2 separate regions of the Mus musculus genome follow, and region 2 is linked to region 1. Evidence: chromatin loops called from intact Hi-C (ENCODE). Cell type or tissue: heart. All regions are shown on one strand.

Region 1 (8,000 bases):
TAAAGAAAAACCTGTGAAAGTGGGTGGAGCCGTGCAGAAAAGGAACCTTGGATAAAGTCACACTTCGGAGTTCCCAAGCTCATTCTGCCACCAACTCCGTGTCCCTTCTTAAGCTGTTCTTGATTTATCTTTTAACATACAGAAACCACTCCAGCTCTTACCATCTGTAATAATAAAATGGCTGACCCAGGGGGGCCAGAGGAATGGCTTGTTTTGTGGGAATGCTTGCTCTGCAAGCGCAAAAAGCTAAATTGAAAAACCCCACATTCACATAAAAAGCAGGCATAGCTGTGCATACTGGTAACCCCAGTGTTGGGGGCCAGAGGTGGGGGGATCGCAGGAGTTCATCAGCCAACCAGCATACTGGAAACAATGAGCCTATAGCTTTATGCTCTGAGCCAAGTCTTTTCTTGTCTCTGCCCTCTTCCGTCACCCTGTGATGCCCTCTGTTATGTCTTGACACATAAGGAGGGCCTTCACAGACACCAAAGTATGAGAAATGATTTTCTAATCTATATAAAAGAATAATAGCATTCTGTCTGCAATATTCTGACATACTTTCCAAACTGAGGCTCCTTAAGGGCAGAGACTGTGCCTGACTGTAGTCACTGTTGCATCCCAAGACGGCACATAAGTATCTGTAGACTCAAGCCAGGAAGGAAGGCAACATCTCAGTGGTCTTTGAGAAAGGATTGCCTGGAATAAAAGGAGGGGCAAGTTGCTGTCCAGTGAGCCAGCGTCCCAGCACACAGTAGCTATTCAGTAACTGCTCATTAATTCATCCCGCCTGTTAGGATAATTAGAATGCCTAGGTTTCCACCTGAGACCAATACTTACAATTCCACCCCCCCAGAAGAGTTGTGCAGATCTTCCCTTGGACTTTGATCCTCCTTTTGGCAGCACCCTGCACTGGCCTTCAGGGAAATGAGTAATGAGAGATTTTGCAAGCAGGAGAGGGCCTGGGCCAAAACCAAAGAGGAGGGCCAAGTCCCCTTAAGGAGAGGATCCTGAAGCGGTTGAAAGGAACTAAAGCTATACTCAGCTCTCCCTTGGGTTTGTATAAATCCTTTACTTTTTAGTCTCTAAGAAACTAAGGTCTTTGGAACCATTAGAGACTTCCAGGAAAAGAACAAATAATGGGGAGATGGTATAAATGTATGTGTGGAGTGAGTCGTGAAAGGCACTGGGGTCTGCCCACAACCAGGCTCCTATGTGCTGCTGGAACACATTAGCTAGGCATGCTAGAATCATGCGAAGGCCAGTTTGGGGCCAAACCTAAGGTCTAAGGCCCCCACCCTTCACCTCCATCTCCTGTTCCGTCTGTAAGGAACACTGTCCATACCCTAATTCACACGGCGCCAGGCTTTTGGGCTCTCATCTGCCTACACATTCTGATGCCCAATTTCTCTGTTTCTGATTGGCTCTGCATCCTAAGGCTTCTTCACAGACAGCCCTTGGGCCCCTCTGTCCACTGGATTCTGCTGGGACTCAGCCAGTGGGAGGCACTAGTGTGAAGTGGAAAATAGGGCCAGGGAGGGAGGCTGGGGTGTGGTGAGCATGTGGTAAGGAGTGTGGCTGCTAGGACTGGGTTCAGTGCAAAGGCCTGGAAAGTGTGGGGGCTGCTGGGTAGAGCTCAGTACTGATAACCTGAAAGTGAAAGCAATGGCTCCCAGAAGTACTTCTTTCCTGGTGAAGAATGACCAGGAACCATTTAGGTAGACTTGTATACAGCTTCAAGATGGCAGTCTGGTCCCTGCAATGCTTGTACCTAGGTGTGGGACCAGAACTGTTTGAGCAAAGGAAAAGCATGTCCAGCCCTTCTAATTTAGCCCACCAGGTGCACAATACCTACATTGATGCTGCTCAGAAACTGGGCATCTGAAAGATGCATGCCTGCCTGATGTGCTACCTGGCCTCCTAACTTTAGTTTATTTATTCTCTAGATGAGAGCCAGGCTTCTCTTAGTCACTTAGGAATATAGGGGTCTCACACACACAGACTGCATTTTACGGACTCCCAAGCACTGCTTGTGTGTTTGCACAATCCAAACACAGGACTGTGCAAGGCAAGGCTCTCAGACTGGCTATGACGGCTCCTTCCGTGGACGCTCCTGGGTATGCCTAAAGGAACGTGACTGGGCTGCAGGTCTTGGGGGGACCAGTGAATATGACGGGGTTCACTGAATTTCTTTGCTTGAGCACCCCTGGCAATTGCATTTGTTCTGAAAGTATCTCATGGTGTTGCCCAGGCTAAACTCACACTCATACACAAATTTCCCGCCCAGCCTCCTTGGTGTTGGGGTCACATCATGAGCCATCACACCTGGCTGTACTTTGAGGATCTCTCTGCTGCTCACATGACTTTTGCGTCTATGAGGGAATCAATGGCTCTATTCTTTCTAAATATCTTAATGACCAAGGAGTTGTTTTTAGAATGTTCCTTGGCATATGTATTTCTGGAAACCTAATCCTTACCTTAGCCCATGATTCCAAGAGAATTTTTAACAATGAAGAAAAGAAGAGGCTACATTCTTGGCTTCCCTGGAGGTCAAGATTTCAGAGAAATTAACTGCAGAGACGGGAATGTGTTCATGCTCTAGCTATGAGTTTTGTTCTCAACTCACTAGCTGTATGTCCTTGACCCAGGCATTGTCTCTAAACCTCACTTTCCTAATCTGTAAAATGGGGCTATTGCACTCATCGTATATTAGGGATCTAATGAGAATGGACGTGGAGTATATGTGAGGCCTCAATGTTGAACACAGTGTAAATGCCCAAAAGAAGCCTTTTTTAGAGCCATGGAAAAATATCACTTTTCCTAGGCATATTTTAACTCCAGTGCTTGTTTCAGGAGAGAAGATGGAGAGAGAGAGAGAGAGAGAGAGAGAGAGAGAGAGAGAGAGAGAGAGAGAGAGAGAACACAAACAATCTGGCTTGGAAGGGAACTTACTCTTTGAAGCTGACAAGTGTAATTTGTCTTGAGACTGCCAAGCGCTAGGGTTGAGCCTTCGTGTGGGAAAGAAGAGACAAGCAAGATTAATCTGGGGCCTTCATTACTTACTCCATCTGGCCTGGTTTGGCACAGCCCCTTCCCTCTATAGGCAGATTATTCCTTCAAAAGCCTCAGCAGAGGGCTCTCTAATGGGTTCTGACATGGCAGGAATGGGGTTCACACAGCTCTGAGATAAGGGCCCAAGACGAGGCCAAAATGCTTCCAGCACGACAGCCCAGATGCTCTGCCACAGAAGGCAGAAATGCACTGAAAAGGAGCCAAGGCCTCTGGGACGGGTGAAACCAGGATCCCAGAAGCACCTGGTCTCCACCCTGGGGAACAGCCGGAGCCGCCTTGTGGGCCGGGCTGGTGACATGGCTTACCTGACTGGGATGTGGTCCAATGACCACAGGCACTTGGTAATCTGGTTTTACAGTCACACTGGGGATAAAAGAAGTGGCTAGGAAGAAGGTTGGTTTTAAAATTTTTCTAGCAAAAACTTTGTGGATTTTTCCTCACACCCTCATCCTTATGCGTGTGGTAGTGGTGTGGGGAGGGGGGGGAGTACTTACGTAATCACATATCTGCAAAGCAGGCAGTGTTAATATTGGGGAGTGGGGGTGGAACAAGGAGCTTGCCCAAGGTCACATCTTAGGTGACTGATCCAAGACCACATGTGAGGGTAATTGGTTCAGTCTATACTCACTGTAGCAACTTCCACATCTCAGGCAGAAATTAGAAATTACGAGTAGGGAGAATCTTCCACGGCCCCCAGAGGTAGCAACTCCATGATCTGACCCTTGTCTTCTGAGACAAGCTGGGGCCAGAGGTAGGGGGTGGGGGCACTTTTGAGCTACCCTCAGATAGATGGAGTCCTCAAACCACACAGAAAAGCAGATGAATCAATCAGGACTTTGCTTGTGTTGGAGTTGGACACGTCTGTCTCTGGAACAAAGGCTCTGCTCTTTTGAACACACACACAGTTCTGTTCTGAGAGCCTTCACTGGTGTTCCAGGGCTGCAAAGGGCAAAGTCCAGCTCCAACCGGATAGCTCCCAGGGCTGGAGTCTTGTTTAAGAGCCTGGGCAAACCAGAGGCTATACAACACTGCCATCTCCTGGGAGCAAGGGCCACTCTGGTATGCAGACAGAAATCAGCAGAAAGCCCAGGACTAGATGAGTGAGGCAAGAGGCTGCTCTCTTCTTTTTATGGAGATTTCTGTGGTGACACTGTGATCAGCACTGCCTGTGTTTATCCACGGGCTAGCAAATCTCATGGAAACCAAAAACGTCCAAGTCAGATATTCATTCTTTTTGTTTTCAACTGACAAATATCAACAGAACCCCTGTTTCCTATGATGCGCTGTTACATGCTAAACGCATTGCAGCATGGCTGAGGTGAAGCTAAGTTAAGTAGTTGTCAGCAGGCACAGTGAGTCGTCATCTGTGTAATTCTAGCAGTCAGGGAGAGATCATGGCCAACCTAAGGTAGGTTCTAGGGCAGCTTGAGACCCCGTTTCACCTACCGCTTCCTGGATAAATGACTTCTAAGTTCCTGAAGCTCATAGCTGAGTGGAGAAGATGGACTATAAACAAGAAACAGTCTCACTGTGGAGGGCTTTGTTCATCTTGATTGTGGTGGGCTCATGGGGAAAAGCTCAAGTAGGAATCACCATGGGGGAGGGGAGACCCTGCACAGTCAGACAGCTTGGGAAGCCTTCAGTAAGAACATGACCTATATCCAGACACTTAGTCACACGGTCACAGGGTGAGTGGAAGATCGGATAGTGTGAAGGCTCTGACACGGGGATCCTGGCTCAGCACAAGAACTGGAGAAGATTTGTACGGTTGATCATTGAAAAAACAGGAAAAGAGATAAGATAATACGGAGTTCACAGAGGGCCTTGCCCTACCATGATTAAGTCTTTTTTAAAAACATGTAACAAAAACTCATCACAAAATAGTTTTAGCTCAAAAAATAATGCACTGATTTCTATAACTCTAAATTCTGGTGTTCAAACTTCAAGCAAGGCTAGATCCAGGAGCTTAGATAGTGCCACTAAGACTTTCTTTTTCTACTAATTAATTGTCTCCATTTGTTTCTGTATTTCTTTTTCTGTTTAGTATGTAAATGCACGTGCATGTGTGAATAGATGCCATCAGAGGTCAGAAGGTATCTGATCTCTGGCATCCCCTGATTCTGGAGTTGCAGGTGGTTTTGAGCTGCCCTGTGTTGTGCTGGGAAGAGAACTCAGTTCCTCTGCAAGAGCAGCAAGCAATCTTAACTGCTGAGCCATCTCTCCAACACTGTCTCTCTGTTTCTTAGTTAGACTTATTCTCTCTTTCATTAACAGATTCTGTTGGTCTGGTAAGAAAACTGTCACTGATATTTGCCAGGCCTCTATCTTTACAATCTAAGTATGATCCAAAAGGAAAAGAGATTTATCCTGCTATCTCAAAATGGGAGGATAAAAATGAAGGACAAAGTATGGCACTCTTTGGTTCATGTACATACCTGATGAGCCAATGTGTGTGGTGGGTCATCAAAAGGGACGAGGTCTAACCTGAGCCATGCTCCACCCCTCTGACTTGTGTATGATTGAGAGTAAAGGCAGGAAAACGTGGGTGCTGTGGCTGACGATAGTCTTGGGATCATAAGACTTGGGGAGGAGTCTCCACCAAGACAAAGCAGGCGGACCGCAGAAGAGAAACTGGTAAAGATGGGCTATACTTGTCGCCTGACAAAACAACAGTGACAGAGTTCTGTGAAGGGTTATTATACAAGAAGAAAACAAAGATTGAAAAAAAAAAAAAAAAAAGACCACACAGGTGTGACCTTGTACATCTTTAAACACAACTTTTGCTAGGCAGAGGCAGACAGATTGTGTCAAGGTTAGGCCAACATGATCTTACACGGTGAATTCCAGGCCACCCAGGACTACAAATTCATAGTGACCCTCTGTCTCAACACAGACAAACAAAGACCGTACTGGCTATTACAAGACTGGAATGGAGGGAGCATGGAAGCAGAGAGAACTTCAGATTCTAGTTCAAATCAACCATCTCCTTCCTACCTAGGGATTACACAGAAACACCCAAAAAACTACAGTAACTGCACTTTCTGAGTATACACGGACCTTGGGCTTAGTCCCCAGCGCCACACACATACAGAAGACCAGAGTAAAGCCATTTTGAGCACAATAGAACTTGCAGGAAAGTATGAGATGTCTTCATGGACCAAAGACAAGGAGGAAACAGAAAGAAGATGAGAGTTAAGTGTGTGGCTGATGCTGCAGTTAGCTCCTTGGCAAAGTCTTCCAGCCTCAGATGGCCATGATGCTCAAATGGTTAACAGTCATGTGGGAGAGGGAGACAAGGTCCAAAATGTATCTGAGGATTTTCCTCCTATTACTTGACATCCACACACAACAGGGCACTTCAGCAGTACTGAAATAAGGAATAAAACACTGAATGAATATGTTCAGAAACACTGAATTATCTAAATAAAAGAATACATCCTTTGCCAATTAAAGGTCATAGGTTACAAGTGTTTGCCCTGGCCTGGACTTTGGCAGAAAATGTCTTTATAAACATGGGTTTGTCTCTAGGGGTACATTGAGATGGCCAGTGAACTAAAGGCTTCCATTGCTCACTGCAGACAGAGCAGCCTCTAACTATTGCACACAATTTTTATACTGTTATTTGCTATGATGATATATTATTTAGTTTTTATTACTTTTTTTTAACAGCCCAGTCCTTACTCCCTTCCTGGTCTGCTCTCCCACAGTTCCTCATCCCATTCCTCCTTCCCCCTTTCTCCAAGAGGATGTCCCCACCTCCAACCCCACCACCCTGACAGGCCTCCCCACTCCCCGGTGCTTCAAGTCTCTCAAGGGTTATGTGCATCTACTCTCACTGAGGCCAGACCTGGCAGTCCTCTGCTGTATTCATGTTGGGGGACTCAGATCAGCTAGTGTGTACAGCCTGGTTGGTGGCTTAGTGTCTGAGAGATCCCAGGGGTCCAGGTTGAGACTGCTGGTCTTCCCAAGAAGACCCAGAATTAAACCCATACACCTATGGTCACCTGATCTTTGACAAAGAAGCACTCAGTTTTGAAATGCAGGCTCCACCACCATAGATAGGAATTCCATTTGGACTCCAACAAACCTGCTTCCTCTTGGGGGAGCCCAAAGTCTAGAGCCCTAGCTTTATTAAAATAAGAGCTGTACAGCCACAGAAGTCAGATGTTTAAACCTTGATTATATGAAATGTCCATCAGAGACAAACCCGTAGTAGGGATGGAAGTAGCTTTGTGAACCCCAGGAGCCCTGCCCTGCTAAGAGCGGAGAGTGACGGCTAAGAGACGCCATGTTTGTTGTGACAGTGAAGAAAGTGATCCTGAACTGGGTAAGAGTGGACGCGTGCCCACCACTTGTGACTATAATAAACTCTACATTTTAAAGGGCTGACTTTTCTTGATATATGATTGTATCTCTGTTTTTGAAAAGGAGCTCTAGATTCGACTGCCTGCCTGCCAGTCAGACCCACAAGTCACACAGCCTCTCCGAACCTCAGTTTCCTTTTAAGGAAAATAAGGATAGAAGGCTGAAAAGTTCTCTTATGGAGCATGAGCAAACTCATGTAGCATGATACTTCTACCTGTGTGGTTTTAACATGCAGAGTTACAAGGTCGTTCCCCAAGCAGGCCGTGACAAGAATAAGACCCACTTTGGGCTGGCTCAGCAGTTCAGAGTACTTGCTGCTCTTGCAGAGGACCTGGATCCTGTTCCCATCATCCCTGTGACAGCTCAATTCTAACGGACCCAGTGCCCTCTTCTGGCCTAGGTGCACACCAGGCACACATGCAATACAGGTAGACATGCATGCCTGTGAAATAAAAACAAGTCTTTAAGAATAAGACCCACTTGAAACACAGGGGACACATGTTCATATGCTTAGGATTGGTCACATCAGACACATTATATAACTGACAGAAAAAAAATTAACCACA
Region 2 (8,000 bases), 1.1 Mb before region 1:
AGACATGAGAGCCCATGGGTTGCTCAGTGGCATAGCCATTGCATTGGGTTTCATTTGGAGAGAGAAAAAAAAAAAAAGAGGCAGAATGACAGACCCACCACTAAACAGCTACGCTGCCTCTCTCCCTCAATCCTCTTAAGTGAGTCCAAGGCAGTGGTCCTCAGCCTGGGTCAGATATCCTGTATATCAGATATTTATATTACAGTTCATATCAGTAGCAAAATCATAGGAAGTAGTAACAAAGTTTTATGGTCGCGGGTCGCCAGAACCTGAGGAACTGTATTAGGAAGTCACAGCAATAGGAAGGGTGAGAAGCATCGCCCTAAGGGATTATTCACAAAGTTGAACAACTGCATAGCATTTGCTTGGAAACTGTGGAGGTGGGGGCAGGGAGGAACACAGATGAAAGTAGTCTTAGGTTGACAATGTAGGCAGCTTTTCCCCGGCTCACGCCCACTGCTGAGCCCAGCATCTCCCAGCAATTGGAAAGATACTGGTGGCTCCACCTTAGCCACTAAAACCGCTAACCTGCAGCTCGTTCTGCAAGTGAGATTTTCCCAAACATGAGGGGTGGCTTAGGGTTTACTTCTGTGGACAGACACCATGACCAAGGTGGCTCTTATAAAGGACAGCATTGAGTTGGGGCTGGCTTAATAGGTTCAGAGCTTCAGTCCATTAGCATCAAGGTACATGGCAGCCTCCAGGCAGACCTGGGACTTCTGGAGTTGAGAGTTCTACGTCTTCATCCAAGGCAGACAGGAGAAGACTGTCCCCTACGTGGCTAGGAGGGACTCAATGCCCACCTCACAGTAACACACTTCCTCCAGCAAGGCCACTCCTCCTAGTAGTGCCACTCCCTTGGCCAAGCATATTCAAACTGCCACAAGGAGCAAGATGCAAACACCTCTCACAGTGGGCAGAGCTCCCCTATGCCTCCCTCTCTCCGTGCTGCATGGTGACCACGTTCATCCTTAAAGCAAGAGCCTTCTAGATCGTCTTTATTCTCCCAAACCAGGCAGACACTGGATGTTGTTATTCAAATGGCTCTATATCATCCAGAGCCAGCCAACAGAGACCGAAGAGGTGAGCCTGAATGTCAGAGAAAAACATTAGTTAAGAATGAGAAATGAAAAATGCCCTTGTGGCTCATACAGCAGCGGAGAAGGATAATTCTGACTTAGTACATCAAAGACGGCTAGCTTTGTAAGGATTAGTGAGTGGGGAACAACGGTAGTTGGAGGTTTTGAAGCAAGCACAGTAGTCTGAGAAAAACAAACTCGTAACTAAAAATGAGTAAGAAACATTTAAAAATTGCCACAAAGAGAAAAAAAGCACACAGATCAACTTCCTCTTGTCTGTCACAGCATGCGGCGTCTCTTCCTTCATACCCTTCACCTTCAGGTCTTGGGCCCTAGGCTTCAATGAATGAATGAATGAATGAATGAATGAATGAATGAAAACGTGCACTTGGCTCTCTCCAAACTCCTATCTGAGGGCTTTCCTCAGTTACTGGAGAGGAGTCGGTAGGAAAGGCACTTGGCAACAAGAGTCATGTCCTGGGCTCTACCTCTGGGGGCCACACAGTCCTCTGACCTCCACAAGCAGGCCATGACGTGTGCCCTTCCATCCCTGTGCACAAAATAAGCATTTTAAAAAATTTCAAATGCACTTGAAACAAAGCTCACCCTAGCCCTGTGATGCTACCCAGCTGCAGCTTTGGGAGCCAGTAGCTCGCCCTGCAGATGCAGCACACCCAGGTACTTTCTGCACCGTAGCACATTTAAAGTTCAAAACGCTGTCCCAGGACAGCAGGGAATTTAGAATGTAACATGCTACTAGCAGAGTGTGGTGGCAGATACCTTCAAGTCCCAGCACTGTTAAGGATCCCAGCTTTTAGAAGGCAGAGGCAGAGGGATGTCTGAATTTATGGCCAGCCAAGGTACACGGTAAGATCATGTCTCAACAAAACAAAACAATTTAAAAGTTGTGGGCTGGAGAGATGGTTTCATGGTAAGAAAACACTTGCTGCTCTTGCAGAGGACCAGGTTCAGGTTCCAGCAACCACACTAGGGAGCTCATCACCTTCTCAATGTCCAGATTCAAGAGTTAGACTCCCTCTGCTGGGCTCCATAGTCACCTGCAGCCATGCAGTATAAACACTGACAAGCAGTCTCTCTCTGTGTGTCTCTGTCTCTCTCTCACAGACAGACAGACAGACACACACACACACACACACACACACAAAGTATAACCTGCTGATTTGGTGAAATTGCACCAGCACAAGAACATCCCGTCAGGTTGCTTTCACAACACTTCACTAGGCCTCATCCAAGAGCCGTCGCTCCCCCGCCCCCCAGGATGGGCCCTTTCCAGAAAACATTCATCTTCAGCAGGATTCTCCTCAGGATGAGGTGAAACCGCCTATCATGATTCTTCCTGGGCTCTGATCTTTGGAACCACGATGTGAGGAGGCGGCTTCCTGAGTGCTGTAGTTATGATGTCAACAATTTCCACTCCCCTCTAGCCTCCCGCGGGGGAGCCCGGCATCTTCACTCTTAGCTAGTCAGCTATCTCACCAAGAAGATGAGAAATCCAGAGAGTTGACAATGACTACTGGACTCCTGGCCCTCAACCCTTGGCATCTCAACCTCCCACATAATTTGTGACAACATTCTCCCTGACATCCAGATTCCTGAGATAGATGGCCAATCAGCAATGAACATCATACGGGACCAGCCAGGCAAACTAAATCTCCTCCCAGCCCCCCAAAACCCATTCTACCCGCGTTCCTACCCATCTCAGCCAGTGACAATTCCATTTTTCCAGGTCCTAAACCTATGTTCTGGCCTTCCTATGTTCTTTAGTCATAGCTTAGAATAAAATCCTAAGTACACAAAGGACCTAACAAGGTCCTACCTGTCTGCCCTGTCCCCACCCACTGAGACTTCTCCATTTCCATCTTGCCCCAGCCTCTCCTGCTGGGCGCTCTCCCTCCCTTTGTTCCTTTAACAAGGTACCAAGTTTGTCTCATGCATCTCTGCACTGGCTGTTCCTACTTGTGGGACTGTATGACACCGACAACTGTGTATCTATAAGACTCACATTTGCCCCCAAAACTCACCTGGCAAGTCACTGTGTCACATTTTTCAAAAATGAAAACCACCCGGAAAGTCTCAGTGGCCACAACTGTGTAAGTTAGACACCTTAAGTTCATTTAATGGTACAAAGGAATGTCCTGTGTCACATAACATGATGTGCTCTTGCACTGTTTGCCCACTAGATGGCAGCATTAGGCTCTCTAAGGAGAGACCGAGACGCTTCATTGCTTTTTAGTTCATTTTTGGGTTTGCGGCCACCCTAACTCATCACACATTCTGTAGCCGATTCCCTGGGTTGGACGGCCAGCTTCCCAGCAGGAAAGATCCATGTAACCAGGGAAACACAAGACTATGGCTTGGCAGTGCAAAGGACTCCTGCCAGTGAGCCAGGCGGCTGCCCCAAGCCAAGTGTGGAAAGAAAAACCCAAATCTCAGTTTAATGGTCAGGGAAAACGGTGAAGGGATTCCTAAATTATCCTTCATATTACTGAAACTAATGATTACGCCATGCTGAAAAGGTACTTTTTCTACTTCAATAAAAGGGGGCAGGAAGGAATATTCTATTGTTTTGTCAGATTGTAGTTAGAGGCTATACTCGGGCATTAAATATTTAATAAGCTGGCTCATGGGCTCCTGTAACATGGACGTATAACACCCATCTGATGCAGACAGACCTGTTCATCTTTACCTCAGACTCTGAAATATCAAACTGTCTATAGCTATCCAAATTAAAAAGATCTTTCAGCTAATAATGCTATTAGACTTTAAAATAACTCCATTTGTTTCTGGCTTCATTTTTCATCGTCCACTTCAAATATCTAGGACATGTAATTTTGGGAAAAATCAGCTGCATCTCAGTGTTGAGTACAGTAACTATAGCCAGGGATGTGGGGAGGTAACTACTTAAAATCAGCTGCATCTCAGTGTTGAGTACAGTAACTATAGCCAGGGACGTGGGGAGGTAGCTACTTAAAATCAGTTGCATCTCAGTGTTGAGTAACTACAGCCAGGGACGAGGGGAGGTAGCCACTTAAAACTGGCTTCTAAGGAGCTCTAGATTGGAACACGCCGGGTTAACGTGGTTACGGTACGCACTTTGGAACTTCAGGAACACTAAGTAAATATGCTTCCTCTATTTAGGATAACTAAGGTTTGTTTCTAAACTACCACACTCCAGGGCTGGCAGGATGGCTCAACAGTTAAAAGCGTGTATACTGCTCTTACAGAGAATGTAAGGTCCGCTCCTAGCCCCACACTGGTCGGCTCCAAGAGAATCTGGTTCACCCTCCCTGCCTCTGCAGGCACCTGCTTACATGCACATACTCTGACACAAACACATATGCATATAAGTAACAAGTAAACACTGAACATATCGTTAGTCCAGTGTTTGTTTCTATGTACAGAGCTGGAAGACTCAGTCTGACCCCAGAGTATCCCCGCACTGCCAGTGACAGCCGCTGACTCTCCGTCTGACCCCAGAGTATCCCCGCACTGCCAGCGACAGCCGCTGACTCTTCCTCTGCACTCCCAGAGCAGTCATCTGACTTTCCCTACAGATTTACTTATTCTGAACACTGCACATAAACAGAATCATACATGTGGCCTCTTTGGCTTACTTCACTTAGCATGCTTTTGTGGTTCATCATGCTGCTCATTTGCTTGCTAACTTGTAGACAACTGGGCCTTTCCATTTTGGCTGTTAGAGATAATTTACCGTAAACATTAGTGTATAAACTGGTATGTAGATACATTCAAATTCTCTTAGCACATATCTACAAGTCAAACTCTTAGTTTGAGGAATGCTAACTTTTACTGACAGTTCACCATGCCTTTGCCCATATAGCTGTGACTCTTTTTCCTTCCAGTTTCTTGGTGTGGGTCATCTCATATGACCTACATTCCATGCTTGTCACTCTTATCCCTGCTGACATCTGCTGCAGTCCCTTAATGAAGTTTTTATTATGTTGACAGCCTGCTTGGTGTGGCCCAGCTCCCACACTGCCCAAGGTCGTTCTTTACATATGACTCACTTTAATTCTTTATACCGTCGTCTCCTAAGTCCAACACCCAGGAGACCTTATGAGCATTTTGTATTACCTGCTTCCCCTGTGCACGGTGTCTTAGTCAATGTTCTATTGTTGACATCATGACCATGGGAACTTTTATAAAGGAAAACATTTAACTGGGGCTGGCTTACAGTGTCAGAGGTTTAGTTCCTTGTCATCATGGCAGGAAGCATGGCAGAGACGGTGCTGAGGAACAACATGGCAGAGATGGTGCCGAGAGATCTACATCTGGCTTGGCAGGCAGCAGGAAGAGAGACAAGAGGCCTGTCTTCAACAATTGAAACCCAAAGCCACACCTACTCCAAAAGACCACACCTCCTAATCATTGTCAAGTACTGCCACTCCCTAATGACCACGCATTCAAATCTATGAGTCGATGAGGGTCACTGCTATTCAAACCACCACATTTCCTGACTTGTCTGATTCCTCTCTCTCTCTCTCTCCCTCTCTCTCTCTCTCTCTCTCTCTCTCTCTTTCTGTTCTATTGATTTTTCTGTTGTTGTTGAAAACTGAAGATCATTTAAATGAAATGATGTGGTGACTGGAAATGAATCTACAAACCCCTCTCTTTTGTTACTGTTCAGTAGCTTCTTTTGAACTTGTGAAAAGTCAGTTCTCCTGGCTGTGTGAACTGCTGTTATCTGTTAATGGCTACCCTATAGATTGCGATGCACATTCATGCACAATGCAGAAACCTTCAAATCCCTATTTCACTTGCTCCATTCTGGCCCTGGCATTAGGGCTGTAAGATAACTATCTGCATGCATTACAGTGTCAACGATGCTCTGTACTGGTTCCCTATGAACTCAAAGGGGGGAAACAGTTGTCATCTGCACATTTTATCAGTCCTGACAGTGGCTCTCGCTGCTGGAGAGGCTGCTAGACACCATGTGATGTCCAGGGAAGGCCCAGCAATTATTCAACCCCAGATGACACTGGTGCCAAGGCTGCAGTCTCTGAGACAATACGCATTGTTGTTACCCCGTTACTGTCTAGATCATCTCTCTGTAAGTCTGACTCCTGTACACGATCGTGAGTTCCTGATTTACGAGAGGGGACTCTGCTCATGAGATCTGTGTTTTTTGAAGAAAATTTTGATCGTTCGTTTTTCAAACATTTTATACTCCATTAACCGCATCTCCTCCACTGATATGCACTTCTAGCTGCTTGGTCTGCTCCCGGGGCTCTGAAGAGCCTGCTCACTGGTTTCCACTCTCTCCTCTGCCTGCTGCTTTTCTAGTGGTGAATCTTTCCTTCCTGTCTTTCCAGTCCTGTGCTGTTCCCATCTAATGTAATCTTTAATATCACAAAACAACTGCTAGGCAGTGGCGAATGCCTTTACTTCCAGCACTCAAGAGGCAGAGCGAGGCAGGTCTGAATTTGAAGCCACCCTGGTCTACAGAGTGAGTTCCAAGACAGCCAGGGCTACACAGAGAAACCCTGTCTTGAACAAACCAACAAACCAATCAAAAAGAGAGAGAGCGAGAGCGCTAAACAACTCCTGTCAGTTCTAGAATTATTAAATTCTTTTATAGTGTGTAACTCTCTGAGACCCCCTATGTGTCCATGATGTCATCATGTTATTTGCCATTTATGTTTTAATGTCATTGTTTACTGATACCAACACCTGGTCATTGCGGCTCCATCTCCCTCATGAAATGTTTTATATCTGTAGGTTATTTTACCTACATGTATGTCTGTGCACCACATGTGTGCCTGGAGCCCATGGAGGCCAGAAAAGGGCCCCAGGCACTGGAGTTAACAGACGGTTATGAGAGCTGCCATGTGGGTTCTGAGAATCAAACCCAGGTCTGCTGGAAGAGCAGCCAATACCCTTAACTGCTGAGCCAACCCTTCACCCCCAACTTCATAGTTAATTGTGAATTACTGGATGCTGAGAACGAGAAATGGAAAAAGTACGGACTCCATTATCTTCCTCTGTTGAGGACAGTTTGTTCTAACTCAGTGGTTCTTAGCCATCCCAATGCTGCAACCCTTTAGTGCAGTTCCTCATGTTGTGCTGACCTCAACCGTCAATTTTTTTTTGTGTGTGTAGCTAATTCATAAGTGTAATTTTGCTACTGGTAATATAAACATCTATGTTTTCTGGTGGTCTTAGGGAACCCCTATGAAAGGGTTGTCTGTTGCCCAAAGGGCTTGTGACCCACAGGTTGAGAAAGTTCAAAATCCAAGTGTCGCCTCTGCGCTGGACTTCACCGACCATCAAGCTTTGGCTCTGACATCTCCCTGACAGCAGCGGTTCAGTGCTCAGCCAACTAGGTTAGGCTGGAGTTTCACGATGGCTCCGGGGCTCCTACCCATGTGCTTCCCTCTGTTCCAGGACTTTACAGCTTCACAGCCCTTAGGCTTCCTCTGTGACTCAGGTCACCAGAAGTGCAGATTTGCATTGAGTCAAGCAAAGAGCCTCAGAAACATGACTGTCCCCCAGGGGAATTCCCCTTGTCAGGACCTGACACCCTTCAGCGTTTGCTGAAGTATTCCCCAACGCTTTCAAACAGCAGCTGCTTTTTTCAAATGCACTCCAGATTTTATCAGGGATTTAATAACAATAACTTCATATTCATTAGAAACACCAAGTAGCAAACCCTTAAATGGATAACTTTACTTCAAAGTGAAATCATGCCATCTACTATCTGACACAACCGTCTGTCACAATCCTTATGCCCAAGAACCTAAACAGAGTTTCCAGGAGCTACTACTGCAGCGACATGGACCCTGCAGTCTGAGAAATCATTGACAAACCATAGAGACAGGGAGAGTTAATTACGCCATCGGCTCTTCCACCTACACCATGAAGGGACAGTTTAAAACTCAC

The links. A loop is a pair of places that touch in the nucleus more often than their neighbours do. Peaks named below come from ENCODE experiments on the same cell type or tissue, not always from the same donor. Only the 100,000 strongest peaks of a DNase experiment are listed, where the experiment ranks them.
Region 2: a loop joins it to region 1, with 5 times the contacts of the local background. A loop is called at or near these places in 3 of 42 quality-filtered maps.

Annotation. Positions count from the first base shown.
Region 1 is chr4:100,004,620-100,012,619 of GRCm38, reverse strand. No RefSeq gene overlaps it. Among named protein-coding and RNA genes, the nearest start is that of BC062258, 79 kb to the right of the region's middle. In heart, a CTCF peak has its summit at 4,108 (motif pointing left); DNase peaks (open chromatin) are centred at 919, 1,479, 3,259 and 4,059; H3K27ac peaks cover 662 bases; H3K27me3 peaks cover 341 bases.
Region 2 is chr4:101,141,579-101,149,578 of GRCm38, reverse strand. All of the region lies in intron 11 of Raver2 (ribonucleoprotein, PTB-binding 2), which reads right to left. Among named protein-coding and RNA genes, the nearest start is that of Gm24468, 41 kb to the left of the region's middle. In heart, CTCF peaks have their summits at 2,122 (motif pointing left) and 3,272 (motif pointing right); a DNase peak (open chromatin) is centred at 3,278.